Linked DNA regions of Homo sapiens: region 2 is linked to region 1. A link is a loop called in an ENCODE intact Hi-C map of the cell type or tissue named here. Cell type or tissue: Caco-2. All regions are shown on one strand. Links, peaks and the distances in the headings refer to the core of each region. The heading gives the core; the rest is flanking DNA.

Region 1 (8,346 bases), core at 253-8,252:
GAGTATTTTTTCCTGGAAAGAATAAAAATAACTTTCAATCATCTTCAAGAAATGTATTATTTTAAGTGAATTCTGAATTATTCATAGGCCCCTGAAAATCATCTCTATTTTTCTGTGTTGGATCTAAGATCTAATAGATGTTTTCCTAGAGGTATATTCATTCTTACACTGTCAATTCACATATTTTATTTTTTATCTCTTGGGAGAGTCCTAATTATTCAACTTTTTCTTTTCTCAAGGTCTACACTAGGAGGAGTTATTAATGTTTCATCAACTGAGTTATAGAAGATCTTCGAGGACATATAGTCAACTTCCTGCACAATGCAGCAAACCTGTCTTAATGTATCTGTTAACAGGTGGTCAACCTGTGATTGAATACTTCCTATTTGCAGAGAATTCACTAGTTCATTCCTCTTCCAGATAGCTCTAATTATTCATGTTCTAATAGTGAACCTACTAATATGTATCAAGCACATTGTGATTTTTCTTACATTGTTATCTTGTAATCTAATAAAACTATATAACTACCTCCTAATTGCTAAATCCAAAGCACATTATTTTAATCTTCATCTTGCTGAAATTCTGTAGCATTGTATGTTACCCATTCATCACTCCATCTCTTGATAGTCTCCCCTGTCTTAGTTTCTTTGATTTCCTTTCCCAATTTCTCTTTTCCATGTGACTTGTTCTTTTCAGTCTCCATGTAAGGGACTTTTCATCAGGGCACTCCCTTAAATATTCTTCTAACACTTTGTCTTTGGCCACAGTCTCCCTGAAATGTCTTCACATTCAGAACTTTGTTATCAATAGCCTCTTTGTATGTCTTCATCCTCAACTTAGCTCCTAAACTCCAGGCCTTTGTATATGAATATTTCCTGAAATTTTCACCTAGATGCCACAGACACCTCAAATTCAACATTTCTAAAAACTTAAGTGTAGTATTTTCCTTACCAAAATTCTACTTTCTTCTTTTGGTCATTAGAACTATGATCCACTAACCAAAAATCTTGATGTTTTTACTATCTCCTTTTCTTCCCCGCTAAGTATATCTTGAATGCTTAGTCTTCTCCACTCCCAAAGCCACTGCCTTAGTTCAAGATCTCATCACTCTTCAGGTTGGTACTATCTAGGTACTGTCTGCTAACTTGTGTCCCACTTCCAGTCTTAGATCCCTCCAGCCTAACTGCCACACTGCTGCTAGAGCAGCTTTTCAAAGATGAGATCTATTTCCTATAGTGAAACTCTCCAGTGACTCCATGTTCCTCTAGAATCAAGCCCAAGCTTCCAAGTACATCATACGAGAAGTCCTTCATGACATGACTCCCATCTTCGTTTCTAGCTTCACCTCTCTTCAGTACACCCTGTCCTCTATTCATTCCAAGTTCAGAAAGTGTCATTTTCTTGTCCTGATGCCTAGTCAATATCTATAACATAGAAAGCTTTGCTTATTAATTTGAACAGCTTGGTTACCCCTCGCTGGACATTATTTCTTAATGTTTCCCTTCAAATATAGTACCAAGAAATTAACATAGTGATGTACCTCACTAGTGCACATTTTAATGGAGCTACTCATCCACTTTAAAAGACATCTCTTTTTGCCATTATGGCCCCAAATAATAGTCACTAACTGACCAGTGCTTGCTGTGTGCCAGACACGGTACTAAATTTTGAAAACACGTTTTCTCTTTAATCATCAAACCAACCCTGTGGGGCAGACATCATCTACATTTTATAGTTTAGGAAGCAGAAACAGAAAGTTTGATACTCATCCCAAAGATCTGATGAAGTTGAAATTCAAAGCCACATCCTTGCAACTCCAAAACTTAGGCTTTTTTGCTATCCAGTGCTGCCTTTGAAATTTTTCAATAGTCTAATCTTAACACCTATAAGCTTGAAGTCAATTAAAATTCACCATTCCAGCTTTTCCTTCACTCTATATTTGCATGATTGTTTGAATCTGTGTGCTGGATTCTGCATTTACATTTATTAAAACAGAATAGTGCTAGCTTTAGCTTTTGTTACCTATTATTCTGATCTAATGACATTGTAAAGCAAAGGAGATGAATTTCTTTTGACATAACTCAGTTTTAGAGAACGTGAGCTGCTACCTTAGTGACCACTAATTTCTTTCCCAAATGGTCTCAAAATTTGCTAAATAATTCTTCCTGAAATTGATAAAGAACTTTAGAATGTTTTTTGTTTGAAAACCGGTATAGAATGTATTCATTCTTTAATGGCACATTACTCCTTTATCATGAATTTTTTAAAGATTATGACAATGCACTTGCTGCTCCAGAGTTTTTGTACCCTTCACTAGATACTTGGACTCCTGTAAATACCTTCCTAATTTTGTGGATTTTAGAACATAGACTAAATGTGTTCTCAGGACACCCAAGAAGTCAGACTTTCACATATGTAGGCAATTAAAATTAAGGGGTATACAAATGATTTACTCTGAAAATACTCATTAGTGCTTTGAAGTCTCTTTAAGAATTATGTAAAATACAAGCTACAGAGGCAGAGACAGGAAAAAGTCAAATATATTTTTGCAAAAATTCAAAGACTTTTTCAACTCTTAATTTTGGAAATGACCAAAGCAAAGATATTCCAAATGAAACATCAAATTTCTTCCAATGAAGTGAAGTGTCAGAAGGGCTTTATAAGCTTTCAAATGTTGTAGCACTGAAGCCATTCCATTCTAAAAGTGCTTAGTGATAGACCTTTTGCATTTTTTAGTAAGTTTCTGTTTGGGCAAAAGGAATCAGATCTAAGTCCTAACTTGTAAAATATAGAACCCATAATAGATAAAACATCGTAAACTGTTTTGTAATGTTCCTATGCAAATGAAAGGGAATAACAAATTTGGTGACATATTAGAGTCCACTCAGAAGACAAGAACTGCATGGTAAAGTGGGAAAGTGTAATATCAATAATTATTAGCAAGGGATTGGAGTAATGGAGGATTGCCTCATAGAGAATGAAAAACCTAAAAATGAACAGGAGTAGCTGATATAGAGAGCAGCCACCACACCTGGCACTGAGATAGAGCGCCCAAGGGAGAGTCCATCCCTTCCCAGGACTGAGGTCTAGACCTCTTCAGAGAGAGTATGACCTTGGCTCATGGGATAGCAGAAAAGTTTACTGAGATGTTACATTGGTGGTACTCACTAGAAATCTAGTCTGGAGTGCTGAGCTGAGGGAAGCCATCTACAGGGGCCATGCCACAACTTGGAAATCACTGCAAGCTACCTAGAAGGAGTGCCAGAGAAGTCATCCAAGGCAAGGTGCCTAGCTGGCATCTCTCTCCTTTGAAACCACCTGAGGGGAGTATGCCAGGAAAAGCCATTTATGGGCTCTCCACTTGCTGCCTGTCTGCTGTGATGCCACGTGATGCCACCTGAAAGGGGTGTACTGGGGGAAGCTACTGGGGTAGATGGGTGGGGGTGTACTTATGTTTCTGGTCACCAGTACTGCTGAAATGAACCACAGATTCTGTAGGAGACCCATGAAAGTGAGCACACCACACCAGGAAAGCATTCCTTCCTTCTCCAGTGTCTCTCCAGCACCCTCTGCTGACAAAGTCTAAGATTGGACCACATGTCATGGGAGAAATATCTGCAGAGTCCACCTACATTATTTTAGGACACTCAAAAAGGGTAGATTTCTGGCTGAGAGGCAATAAATTGATAACTGACATAACACAATCTAGTGACAGATAATTACTATATTTTTCTTCTACTTTCTAGTCAGGTATAGTTACTTCATTTGAAAAATGTGTTCACATTAAATGCTCAAAGAATTTGGGAGTTCAGTACAGTCTATCCTAGATAAATCTATTATATTAGGTTGCTGCAAAAGTCATTGTGGTTTTTGCCATTACTTTCAATACTTCAGAGATCCAGGTATAAATTGTGTAGATTTGTAAGAATGACTGTAGTCTCAATAGATGTTTGTGAAAATTGAGTTGAATTACAGTGTTTCATTTTAAACTACTTTTTATTAAGATATGAGATGATGGGTCTTTCCTCTTGATGAAATGCTTTGAAACTTTATATACTGGAGCATAATTCTGACAGTTATTGAGAACTGTTGCAACATTGGTTATTACAAACTGTTTATGGCAGAAAATGAAAATCAGTTCAAATATTGTCAGTGTGAAGCATCAAATGAGGAAGATGCATATGACACAATCTTTCCTGAATACAATTCTATATGTCTAATTTGTGAACCCCCAACATAATGTCCCAGATCTCCTAGTCATTGAGTAGTCATCGCATTTCCTATGTTTTTGTCCAGTGAGGACAAAGCCTTGTCTGCGTGACAAAGGCTGGGCTAAAGCCTGTTACAATACAGTCCCATGTTTAAGCAAGTCATGTCTGATAGAAAAACAGACTGGCAGGGAAGATAACTGGGTTATGATTACTTAGTGTAGATGAGAGTTTCTGATAGAACATAAACTGCCCGCTTCAGAATCACTTGACATGCTTCATAAAATGCCAATTCTTTAGCCTTTTCTAGGATGGACTTAGACATTGGACATTTTGAACATAGGAACCTGAGTTCCTATGAGAATCTACATTTTGAATAGGTCCCCTAGCTAATTCGCACTTTTACTGATATTCGAGAGCCGGGAGTCAAGGTGATGTTCTTTTTTCAAAAGCAGTATTGGCTAGGGTCATAGTAGTGCTGGTTAGTGAAGCCCAAGCAGGTCACGCTGTTATCATCTCACAGGTAATCAAAGCTTTTGCATTTGCCAGGTGTAGGGGCCAACTTTGGCTGCCTTAAGAAGAATTATTGGAAGCCTATGATGGTATAGCAAATAACTTAAGGATCAGTGTTGGAGAGAGAGGATCCAGGGCATCTCTGAGCATGTATGTAAGCAGGCACTAACTGACGATCAGAGCTGGGTTGAGTCAGCTTCAAACTTTACTGTTTTTTCCTGATCTTTGCACATTTAAGATGAAAGAGAACCTGCTAGGTGCACGCTATGGAGTAGAAAATTTTTAAATAGGATGTTATCAAGAAGGCAGAAGGGATTGTTACTCTATAAGATTCTGATGTTAAAATTTTATACACATGATAACTCTTGAAGAAACTAGCTAAGAGTTTTAAAAGTATTTCATTGCATTCTAAGATAAATCTTAAGATAACAACTTTATATTTTTTCTAATTCTCAGCCTGAATATGCCAATATTTGCTTTTGGTACATTCCACCGAGCCTCAGAGAGATGGAAGAAGGACCCGAGTTCTGGGCAAAACTTAATTTGGTAAGTAATAAGTAAATGGTATTTTTCTTTTTGATGAAGTAGATTCAGTGTACATTATCTGTTGATCCTATAAATAAGAGGGCCTAGCAAGCACAGAATTATCTAGAGAAGTGTCTTCTAGTTTGTTAAAAAGTAATGACAGGCCAAACAGTTGTAGACATTGTTTACATTTAACAAATTAACATGGTTGACACACACCCAAAACAATTAGGTTGTCTGTAAGGTAGAAGTTCTGGCTCACAGTGTACTTCAGGAAGTGACATCTGGTCATGGGACACAAGGTTAAAGTTGTGTGATGAATGACTATTTATTTCAACTCTGCTACTGCATCTCTGACTGTTGTACCACCTTACTTGGAAATAATGTTAGAAGTCTAAATCTGATACTTTTTGTAAGCGTGAGACTGTCTTCAACAAAGGCCCTATGTCTTACACCCAAGGGGATTACATAAAAGAAAAGAGATGCTAAGCAGTGGGTTTCAGCTGATCATCGAACAAAATGTGCTTGGAAGTGTCTTCACACACAGCTGTTGGGGCTGATGATACCGTGTGAGGAGAGGCCCCAGGCTCCAGGGACTGCTTGTGTCTCATCTACTCCTCGCCTAGCATGGCCCTGCCAGTTATAATCCTGCCTCTAATCCAGATTTCCAAGCACTATGGAGTCTCGTGAGTAACACTACTTGATCCCACTTTCTGGATGCATGAACATAATGCATACTGAAAGTGAACCCATGGGAGTTTCACTGGGGATTATGTGGCCATGACATGTAGAGTCCAAGTTCTTATGGGCTAGCACCATTAAAATCAGGCAATTCCCTACCTCTTGAGTGGGATCAAGTCAGCACAGCTGACTTTATGACCCTGGTTAGTAAAAGCTCTGACTTGCAAACCCCTCTCCTTACCCTCAGGGGGAAAACGTTTTTTTTTTAAAAGCAATTTTCATTGTCCATAGCCTATTTTCCCCTTAGAAGACAAAAAACAAAAGACTCCCTACTCAGGTAAGCAACAAACATTTGCTGAGTGTCCACTATACTATGCACTGGAAATACAAACATCAAAAGGACGTGTCTCTGCCCTTGAGAAACTCAATATTCCTAGAGACAATGAGTAAAGAGACAATCACAAGGTAACCAAGAAGTACCTGAATGGAGATTAACTGTTTGCAGTGAAAGTAGAGAGAAAGGGTATCTACCCCAATGTGTGATACTAGAGCTGAGTTTTTAACAATAAGCAGATGTCAGTCAGGGGACAATTTTAAAGAAGCAGATTCCAGGAAGAATCACAGCATGAGAACTCAGAGGCTCAAGAGGGGAGAATGTGATTCAAAGACCACAGGGGTGCAAAGAAGCAGTGATGGGAGGTGAGAAGAGTAACAGGCAGAGGGAGGGTCATGGGAGCCTTGCCTTCCACGGCAGAAAGCTTGGGATTTTTGCCCCAGTCTAACTAGAAGGAAGAGGGCAGAACATAGCCTTTAAGTCATGGTCACTGATTGCCTCACTTGGCAGCGTGTCCTTTTAGCTTCAGGTCATTTTCTGTTTATTCATGGCTCAAACCTCCTAACCTGTAACATAATAGATGACCAATACAGAATACACCTCTTATCAAACCCTCTCAGGGAGCAAAGATGTGGAGAGATGGATGGTGTTATATCTGTGCCCTTATCCATTTCAGGCAGGTAGCATAGACTTTGGGGATTTGTCTTGTATTTGTCACACACAAAATAGCAAAGTGCTTAAGAATACATTTCAGATGTTAAGTAACCCATAAAGAGAAACAGGAACTGGACAATGTGAGAATTTAGTGGTGAAGTTTAGAGGAACATTTTTTCACTATGATGGGATGTGGCTGACATTTTTTAGTAGGGTAGAGAAAGAAATTACAAGTTGAGAAAGATAGGGTCACCATTTTTCTCACTAAGCTAGAAATTGTTTACGAAAAACAATGAAGAATGTGATATTTGTGTCTAACTCAGTACTGTTGGACTGACAGGGATTAGAATAACTAGACAGACTCATGTTTGTTTTTAGAGAAATTGAAATTGAGTATGGATATATAAGCTAATCTCAAATACAGAATATAATGCATTTTTTTTTTCCAAGACGGAGTCTTGCTGTCGCCCAGGCTGGGGTGCAATGGCACGATCTCTGCTCACTGCAACCTCCGCCTCTCGGGTTCAAGCGATTCCCACATCCCTAGTCTCCCGAGTAGCTGTGATCACAGGCACCCACCATCATGCTTAGCTGAATTTTTGTATTTTTGTCGAGATGGGGTTTCACCATGTTGGCCAGGCTTTGACCTCAGGTGATCCACCTGCCTCGGCCTCCCAAATTGTTGGGATTACAGGCGTGAGCCACCGCACCCAGCCTGTAGTGCACTTTTTATCTTAATTGGGAATTGAACAGGAATTGGGACATTCTCTTATCCCCAATATTTGCCAAAATGGATGATCATACAGTAAATATCCAGTTTATTTTTTTTACTGTCAGCCATCTTGGACTCTCCATCCCTTAATTTTGGAAATGCTTTTCTGCCATTTACAACCATGGTTTCCCCTTGCCTGATCTAGTAACAACTTCATTTGTTATAGTTGCTACTGAATAGAAAAAATGCATGCTGCAGACAAATTATCACTGGTTCTGAGTTTCTTAATTTCCTATCATTCTCTCCCTGCAAGTCAGGAAGTGTGCATGAATTTGGCAAGGGGGAAGGGAGATTATATATCACATAGTTTATGAGGTTTTATGCTTACTGTAGAATGAGAATACAAGTATATGATTTATAACCTGTAGTGTACTTAAAGCACACTTGAAATTTATTTCAGGGTTTATCTTGGATAGAGAATCACAAATCAAATAAGGCTTTGCCCCTCTGATTCAGACTAACGTCAGGTTGAGCTGTCACATTTCAGAATCGCTGGTGCGATAAATCTTCCATTTGGCGGCAGAAGGGGAGAGGGATTATTTGGTAATGAATCTGGAGAGTTGAAGGGTATGAGCGCATATGTATGCTTGCAAGTATGTGCACGTACGTGAGACTATTTGAGAACACAATCACTGTAGCCTAACAATGCAATGACACTG
Region 2 (8,346 bases), core at 304-8,303, 230 kb before region 1:
GGCAGCTGAAGACTTCAAGACTGAGTACTCCAGAAGACAAGGCAGAAGCTACTTGCCTGTAAAATTCAGCCTTGGAAGTCACAGTGTCACTTCTGCTGCATTCTCTTACCTATCATTGAGTCACTGGCCTGTCCAGATTTAAGGGCAGAGGAGTTAGATTCTACCTCTTGATAGGGAATTGCAGGTTCAAGAAGAGAATGTGGGATTGGAAATATTATTAGAGCCATCTTTGGAAGACAAAACTCTCTCAGTTTTGGCTAGCATTTACCATACTCTGATGCATGCCCATTTCCATATTCAGATCATAAGCTTGTTGAGGGTATGAATTAGAAATTATTTCTTATTTGTTCCTAAAACTTAGCACAATGTCTGGAAGAGAGAAGGCTCTCTCTCTCTCTCTCTCTGTCTATATATATATATATATATATATATATATATATATATATATATATATATATGTAGTGCATATGGAATGAATAAATGAATTTTCCATTTTTTGTCCAAGTCTAGAGAATCCTTATTTCTAAAAATAGAAATTATGTCTATTATTTTAATTAAGATAATGAACAGTTTTGCAAGGATAATTTAGTTCCTCAAAGTAGCACATTTTCTAATTTTCCAATAGAGTTATTTTCTTAGCTATCTGTATTAGTCAGTGTTCTCCAGAACAGAATATGTATACACACACACACACACTGCACACATACATGCACATACCTAAACAGAGGCAGGCAGGGAGGGAGGGAGGGAGAGAGATAGAGAGAGAGAAAAGAGAAGAGAAGAGAAGAGAAGTGATTATAAGGGTTGGCTACATGATTATGGTGGTGAGAAATCCCACCCTCAGCAAGCTGGAGAACCAGGAAAGCCAGTGGTATAATTTAGTCTGTCTGAAGGCCTGAGAGCCATAAGAACCAATGGTGTCCTGAAGTCCCAAGGCCTAAGAACCAGAAGTTCTGATGTCAGAAGGCAGGAAAAGATGAGTGTCCCACCTCACAGAGAGAGAGAGAGAGAAAAGTCACCCTACCTCTGCCTTTTTGTTCTTGTTGGGCCCTAAACAGATTAGATGATGTGTGCTCATATTAGTGTTAGTGAGGGAGGATCTTCTCTACTCTGTCTACTGATTCAAATGCTAATAATCTCTTCTGAAAACACTCTCATAGACACACTCAGAAATAATGTTGCATCAGCTATCTGGGCATCCCTTAGTCCAGGCAAGTTGACACATAAAATTAACCAACACGCTATCAAAGTCAAGTTTCTCTAAAATATGTACAGTAAACTCAATGCGGGCACAAAATTTGTTTTTCTCACGTAGTGTTTCTAAGTACTCTACTTCTTAATGTTAAAACACCTCAACTTTGGGAATTTTGGCTTCCAGATGAGAAATGTTAGGGCCCTTCAAAGGGTCAAGATTTCAATAAAACTTAGGCTTCCCCAGAACAATTCAGGTCTGGGTACTTTGATAGTTTGGAGCACCAAATTTATCTCTCCCTAGGATCACATAGCTCTGTACCCTTTGAAGCCACATGAGTGATACTCTGTATTCTTACTTCTGAATGGTGCTTTAGCAACTTCCATATACCAAGAATTTGCTGGAGTGACTTTGTTGAGAACAAATCCAAAATATTCCCAAATGCAGTTTGCCATCACAGTTAGATTGAAGGATATCAACCTGTGCTTTATGCTACATGTGCATTTTAGTCAGCTCCTTTCATGTACAAAGAATGATCCTGGGTTAAACACCCATCTCATTATTTATGAAAAACTACACACAGATGAAATAGGATTAATACTGGATATTTGTGTAGTGATACCAAAAGCAGTAGTTATTTGCAGAGCTTCCTTTGGTAGCTTTTTTGTTTCCTTGTTCTATCCATGTTTTGTTTGGGGTACACAATTTTCTTATATTTATCATGTTGTATTATTATTACAACCATATATCATATAAATTACAAATATTGATGATAGCTTCCATTATTGAGGTCTTATCCTAAGCACTTTATTTGCCCATCTCAGCTGATGCTCACAAATATTCTGTTAATATTCTCTTCACTATTTTGGAGTTCAGGGGTGTTAAAACTTATCCATGGTTATAGAGGCAGCAGAGCTGGACTCAAACATTCCTATGTCTGATTCCAAAGTGTTTAAGGGCCAGAGTTTTTTCTGATCTTTTGAGGGAATTGTGAGTATCTGGGGAAGATCCTCAGTCCCTGCATATGCAGCCTCTATTGCAACAGGCTTTTCTCTGATGATCGGCTTCTGCTTATTTGTTCACCTGTCTCTATGACAATCTTGTTGCTTAGTAGAGGCAGGTTGAGATGGCTTCCCATTGAGAGCCCAACTGTTACTCACTGCTGTGGATGTTGGTAGCTGAGGGTGGCAGACCTGGAACCAGGGAGTGCATGAGCTGGGGTCACTTGGCAAGCTGCCTCAGAAGTCAACAGGAGAGAACATGCAAAATCATTCAGTGTAAAGAGCTTGGGGCATGGAGAGAGAAAACCATGCTTTGAGTCTTTATTCATCTTGCAGCTGCATGATCCTGAGCAAATCACATAGCCCCTCTGAGTCTCGATTTTCTCATTTGAAACAGGAGTTAATGATACTTGTTTTGCCTTCCTCTCTGGGTTATTGTGAAAATCAAATGACTTTATCTTGGAAGAAATTGCTTTGTGAATTGTAAAGTTTTACAAAATGTTGGGTTTTTTTTGTCAGGGAAGATCAGCAGAGTGGTCTCCCTCAGGAAGAAGGCTGCCATGGAAAAAGGGGATACTGCAAGATGACGTAGGAGGAGATAGGTTCCCGAGGACTGCAGCTACTGGGGAAGATTTTCGAGATATGGTGTTTCGTTGTCGTAGCTGGGAAGAGGGGAGGGAGAGTGAAGTGGAATGATACACTGGAGATGAAAAAGCAAAGCAGCAAAGACATTATGAGAGTGAAATTTTTACCGGTTGTAAGTTGGAAAAAAAAATAGAAACTTTGTCAACATATGAAAAAAATATCAAAGAACATGTAGTACATTCGTTTGTTCCTTAAAATATTTTTAGATGCCTACTCTGCACATATCACATGAATTATTGAAGGAACATATTTAGATAGCTGTTTACATAAATTAATTTGATAACTGCTTAAATAAAAAATTAATTTGATAACTGTTTAGATGCATATTTAGAAATTATGTGATTTTAAGTTTGCCGACCTCAAAAATTCCCAATATTCTGTTTCTTACGTTTGTGCATTACATGGAAAGGAAGCCAGAAAAGGAGAAATCAGGATGTGGTGAAATATGCATTGTTTCTGGTGTCTGAGGATTGAGTCACTCCCTGGCTCTTGACCTTGCACAGAGGACTTTTCCTCTCCAAACTTAACTTTTCCCACCTGAAAAATATGGGTGATGATGCTTGTTGAGGCTGTCAGGAGAATAAATGGGATTATAGAACTGTGTTTGGCAAGTGATATACAGTCAACAAATGCTAATACTCTCTGCTGTGAAGGCTGGTGGCTTGATATGGCATGAAGTAAGCCCCTAACCATAATTGGTCCCACTTGATTCTATCCTCCTTGGAGCTCCCAATAGTCTTGTCATCATTGGCCACACTGGGGCAGTAACTATAAAGCTAACTTCTCTTTTGAGCAAGAGCCATAGATTAAAAAAATGTATCTTTCCTTGTCACTGTGCTTAGAGTTCAGTTGCAAATTCAGGGCTGATTTCTGCCACCTGGAGAGCTTTAATGTGTAATCTTAGATGGGTCTGTAACACCCCAGAGCCAATACACTGAAGATCTAATCCAATCTGTTCTCTCCATAGAGAGAAAGCAGAAACAATGCAGCCAAAGGGCAAAGATCAAGAGCCCTCTGTGTTTCTGAGATAGGGCTTTTCTTGCATAAACCAGAGGCTCTTTTGTATGTCTGCCTGCCTGTCATTCCTTTGTAGCCTCAAGGGCTTTTACCTGGCATTTCACTTGTTTTTATGAACCAGATAGTGATTCAGTGGCATTATGTGTTACCCACTGATCCCAGGATTTAAGCAGTGGATATGGCTGGCTGTATAAATATCTACTTTCTCCCTGTACTAGTCAGAATAAGCTAATTGCTGTAACAAATAATCTCCATATTTTTGTGGCTTAGAAAAATTTGTTTTATTTCTTGCCAATGTAAAGACAAATTGGGTTTTCCTGGCCAGTGAACAGCCTTCCATTGGTCACTTTAGGATTCAGGCTCCTTTAGTCTCATGGTTCTGCCTTTCTCTAAGGCTTTGGAATCCTCTTCATTCATCCATGGAGCAAGGAGGAGAATGAGATATTGCATATGGCAGGATAGCAGGCAGGGCCACACACATATATCCTTGGCCCCTTCCATTCAGTGCATGCCGGTTTCACTTCCAACACCAGGAACATCACCTGCATCTCTTTCCTGAGAAGTTTCTCTGGCCATGTGAACCTTCTCTGCTCATATGCAGAGCAAGCCAGAAGTGCCCAGAAACTAATTCATAGCCACCAAATAATGACCAATGATGGTTGGTATATAAATATCCCACATCAAGGGTCATTAGACTCTTAGGTGGAGGTGGAATGAGGGAAATCTATGCTGTTTACCAGTTTCCTGTAGGATTAAGCTCCAGTTGCCTAGAATGATAACTTTCTTAATTATACATCCTTTACTGGCTTCCTTCCCCAATTCTTTTTTTCACTCCTCCATTGGCATTTCCTGAGGTCATCTTCCAAATAAACTACTTGTACTCTCATCCTTATCTTATGATCTACTTATGAGGTAACTGAAACTAAGACAGGAGGTTTTTATGGGCCAGGCCAGGAAGGGGTGTGCCTTTCTTCCCTTTACATGCTGATGATCAGAACAAAGGAAGGTGATCTCACCTCACTACACAGGGAGATGGAAATAGAATTGGCTATCTGCTTAGGATAAGGAAGATAGAGTTTTGATGAGTAGCTAATTCTCTTTTGTAGATGAGGACACTGAATCTCAGAGATATTCAATAACTTGCTCACATTCCCACAGTGAGTGAGGGGTAGACCTGAGAATGGAATTCCATTAACTCCAAAACATTTGCTTTACCAGTTATACAAGAAGGGAGGTGTGGCTGACAGAGATGCACTTACAGCTGAGTAGGGGCTGCTCCCTTTATACGGGCCGGCCACACACTCTCAGTTCAAGATGGTCTTTCTCATTCTCTGTTGTCTGACACTCCTCCCACTTACACATTTACATGGTTTTTTGGTACTCTAGGTATTTTCCTAGGTGACCCTAGCACCATGAGGTGTTGCCTCAAATCCTAAGTGCAGTCGCTCCATCATGCTAAAAATCTAATAGCAATGGGGTACTGTGTAATAATGAACCAGTAATATCACATGGGACTATCATGGATTATGTCAAGGAATTTACAAGTTAATACTAGAAGTAGATATGTAAGAAAACAATTTTATCACAGAAATAAGTAGACAAAAAAGATCTGCAGAAGGTATTGTAGTAGGACAAAAGAGAGAGTGGCCAACTCTGCTTGGGGAGTTTAGGAAGATAACAGAGAGCAAGATGCTTGAGCTGGGTCTTGAAAAATGAGTTGGGGTTTGCCAGGTTGAGGGAACAGGGAAGGCTAGACAATCAGAATAAATAACATGAGCAAAGCTCTAGAAGCAGACCAGTGGTGGTTAAATGTGGTTAGAACATTAGGAACGGGGAAAGAAAATGAGCCATGAAACTGGTTTGAAAGGATGGGATCAGCTCATGAAAAATCTTGTGTGACAAACCAATAAGGGTGACCTTTAACTACTGGGCACTGGGAGAGCCATTAAAAAATTTAAATTGTTAGGAGTTTAAAGTTTAAGGGAAATATACAATTTATAAGTGTTTACATATTTGTGGATATATATATATAGTGTGTATATCTACTTTCTGCCCATCTATATGCCTACTTGCTTATCTATTTAATCTATCTATCTATCATCATCATCATCTATCTTCAGAGAAACCACTTGAAACCCCCTTTTGAGGCTTCACATCAGCAAATTTCAGTTAGGTTACACAAATTCAAATGCCTTGCTTGAGTCCATTGTTGGTATTACCCAAGGCCACACAACTGTTCTGCAACAGAGCTGCGACTTGATCACCGGTCTCTGAATACCCAACGTAGTCACATCTGCTTTCATTTTGACCTTTGGGTCAATTCAATAAGGAAAATAAGCAAGCCATATACAATGGGAGTTACAGAATGTTATTGCTAACCTTAAAAATGCTGAATGGTTTCCCAAAAACATGACTGACCATGGGAGCCTCAGAAGTCTCTACGTACCTGAACTCCTTTCTTTGCTCCTCCAAATCCTGACCCCATGTTATGTGTTCCTGTCTTGTTTCCAATCAGATTGCAGCTTTTCTCTCCTCCGGATTCCATCTCAATTTTCACTTCTAGATTCAGTTTTGTTATTTGTTATCCAGACCTGTCCCTAGGCTTAGATTTGCACCGTCCTCATTTTACTTGGAGGGAATACTCTACCCATGTTGATTCCTTGAGGGATCCATCCCTTGACTCAGGCCTCACTCCTATTGAATAATTCAGAGCACAAGGGCAGTTGATCTGGGGTTTAGAAGGTTGGGTGTTAGCCTGGCTTTGCCACTTAAATTCTGCAGTATTGCACAAGTTGTTTCAATTCTCTGGCTTCAGCGTTTTTTGTTTGCTTGTTTGTTTGGTTTTGTTTTTCATTTTTGGCAGGGAATAGGTCTAATTATCTCTAGGGTTTTGTGTTATTTAGAACCCCTATAATTGCATGTGATGGAAAACCTAACATAAACTGCCTTGAGTGATTAAGTGGATTTCACTGGCTCATGTAACTAAAAAGTACATGGTTAGAGCTGGTTTCAGACACGACTAGATTCAATGTCCAAACAATATCTCCTGTGTGTGGTTTCTCACATCTCTTGGTTCTGTCTTCTGCTGTACTGGCTTTGTTCTCAATATCCAAGTAGGATAAAAATCACTTCAGTGGCTTCAAGTCTGATATTTCTTCCTCTTCAAGTTGAAAGAAGAAGATAATGAAACTCTTTCTCAGGTTAAAAACAGAAACAAGAATCTGATTGTTTTTCATTGGTTCTCAATGGGTAAAGTGTCCATCTATGAACCAATCACAGTGGAATGGGTTGCACTGTGGTGATTGGCTTGACATTGGTCATGTTTTGCAGCACTCAGTATGATGTCTTCTAACCTTGTGGATAGAAGTGGCTGAACTGTAGATCTTTAAACAAAAACAGAGACTTGCCAGAGGAGTGGGGTGGATGCTGGGAGGCAAAGAGCAGATGCCTCTGAAAGCTCCTTCTTTCTCTAGGAATCTCAAGTTTCTAACTACAGATCGTGCTGTTGCTAAAATATTTCTGAGATTTCAGTGGGTGATAATGTGAACCATGTACAAGCATTGAGGCTGGGAGTCCTGGGTTCCAGCTCTTGCTCCACCAGCTGTGTAACTGAGTGAGCTACTTTTTCTCTCACAGCCTTAACATCATCACCTGTAAAATGCAGCATTTGGACAAAATCTTCTCTAAGACCTTTCCCAGCTCTAATGTGCTAGGTTTCTGTGAAGTCTGTATTGTTCATTTAAATGCCATCCAGAGGGAGAGGCAGTCAAATATAATTTCCCCACTGGAACCAAAGATGCCAATGTAAATTTCTTCTCGTATACTTTTTTTTCTTTCTTTTACCTAATAGAATACCAAGTGCTATATTTTAACTATAGTTTTTCTGTTCTTCAGTTAATCTTGCAGCGAAATTATACTCCTGCATTTGGTACCCCATTCCCTATCTCCATAACACCAGGCTGGATAAGTCTTATGTATAGAAAACTGATGATTGTTAACAAAAAATCTACTGGAAACCAATTCTTCTCAATTCTTTGCCCTTCCTTTAAAAAAACAGTCTTGTTGAGAAAAATTTAATCCATATGATCATGCTTTAGTTTCTATTGACTCATCATTTTTCTTCAGCAGCAGTGATTTAACTTCTAAAAAGTATTTAAGGAGAAACTTCAACATTATTTTTGCTAGCACTTAGAAAATCCTATTTCATTTTCCCCTAGAACAAATGAATTTGCAACCTGAAATTTGTACCACAAAGCTATGAATAGTCTTGGATTTAAACAGAAGAAATTAGGCCAGGCATGGTAGCCCATGTCTGTAATCTCAGTACTCTGGGAGGCTAAGGCAGGCAGATCACTTGACCCAAGAAGTTCGAGACCCATCTGGGCAACATTGCAACACCCAATGTCTACAAAATAATACAAAAGTTAGCCAGGCGTGGTGGTGCGTTCCCGTAGTTCAAGCTACTTGGCAGGCTGAAATGGGAGGATTGCT

Evidence for each region. Peaks named below come from ENCODE experiments on the same cell type or tissue, not always from the same donor. Only the 100,000 strongest peaks of a DNase experiment are listed, where the experiment ranks them.
Region 2: it touches region 1 in a loop (9-fold over the local background); 16 of 110 quality-filtered maps call a loop at or near these places.

Annotation. Positions count from the first base shown.
Region 1 is chr3:30,775,100-30,783,445 of GRCh38, reverse strand. GADL1 (glutamate decarboxylase like 1) reads left to right here. Exons shown (of 15, transcript NM_207359.3): 14 at 5,178-5,267. Among named protein-coding and RNA genes, the nearest start is that of GADL1, 120 kb to the left of the region's middle. In Caco-2, for the core only: a CTCF peak has its summit at 3,575 (motif pointing left); a DNase peak (open chromatin) is centred at 3,545.
Region 2 is chr3:31,005,641-31,013,986 of GRCh38, reverse strand. No RefSeq gene overlaps it. Among named protein-coding and RNA genes, the nearest start is that of GADL1, 120 kb to the right of the region's middle. In Caco-2, for the core only: no CTCF peak of the experiment used is centred there; a DNase peak (open chromatin) is centred at 3,876.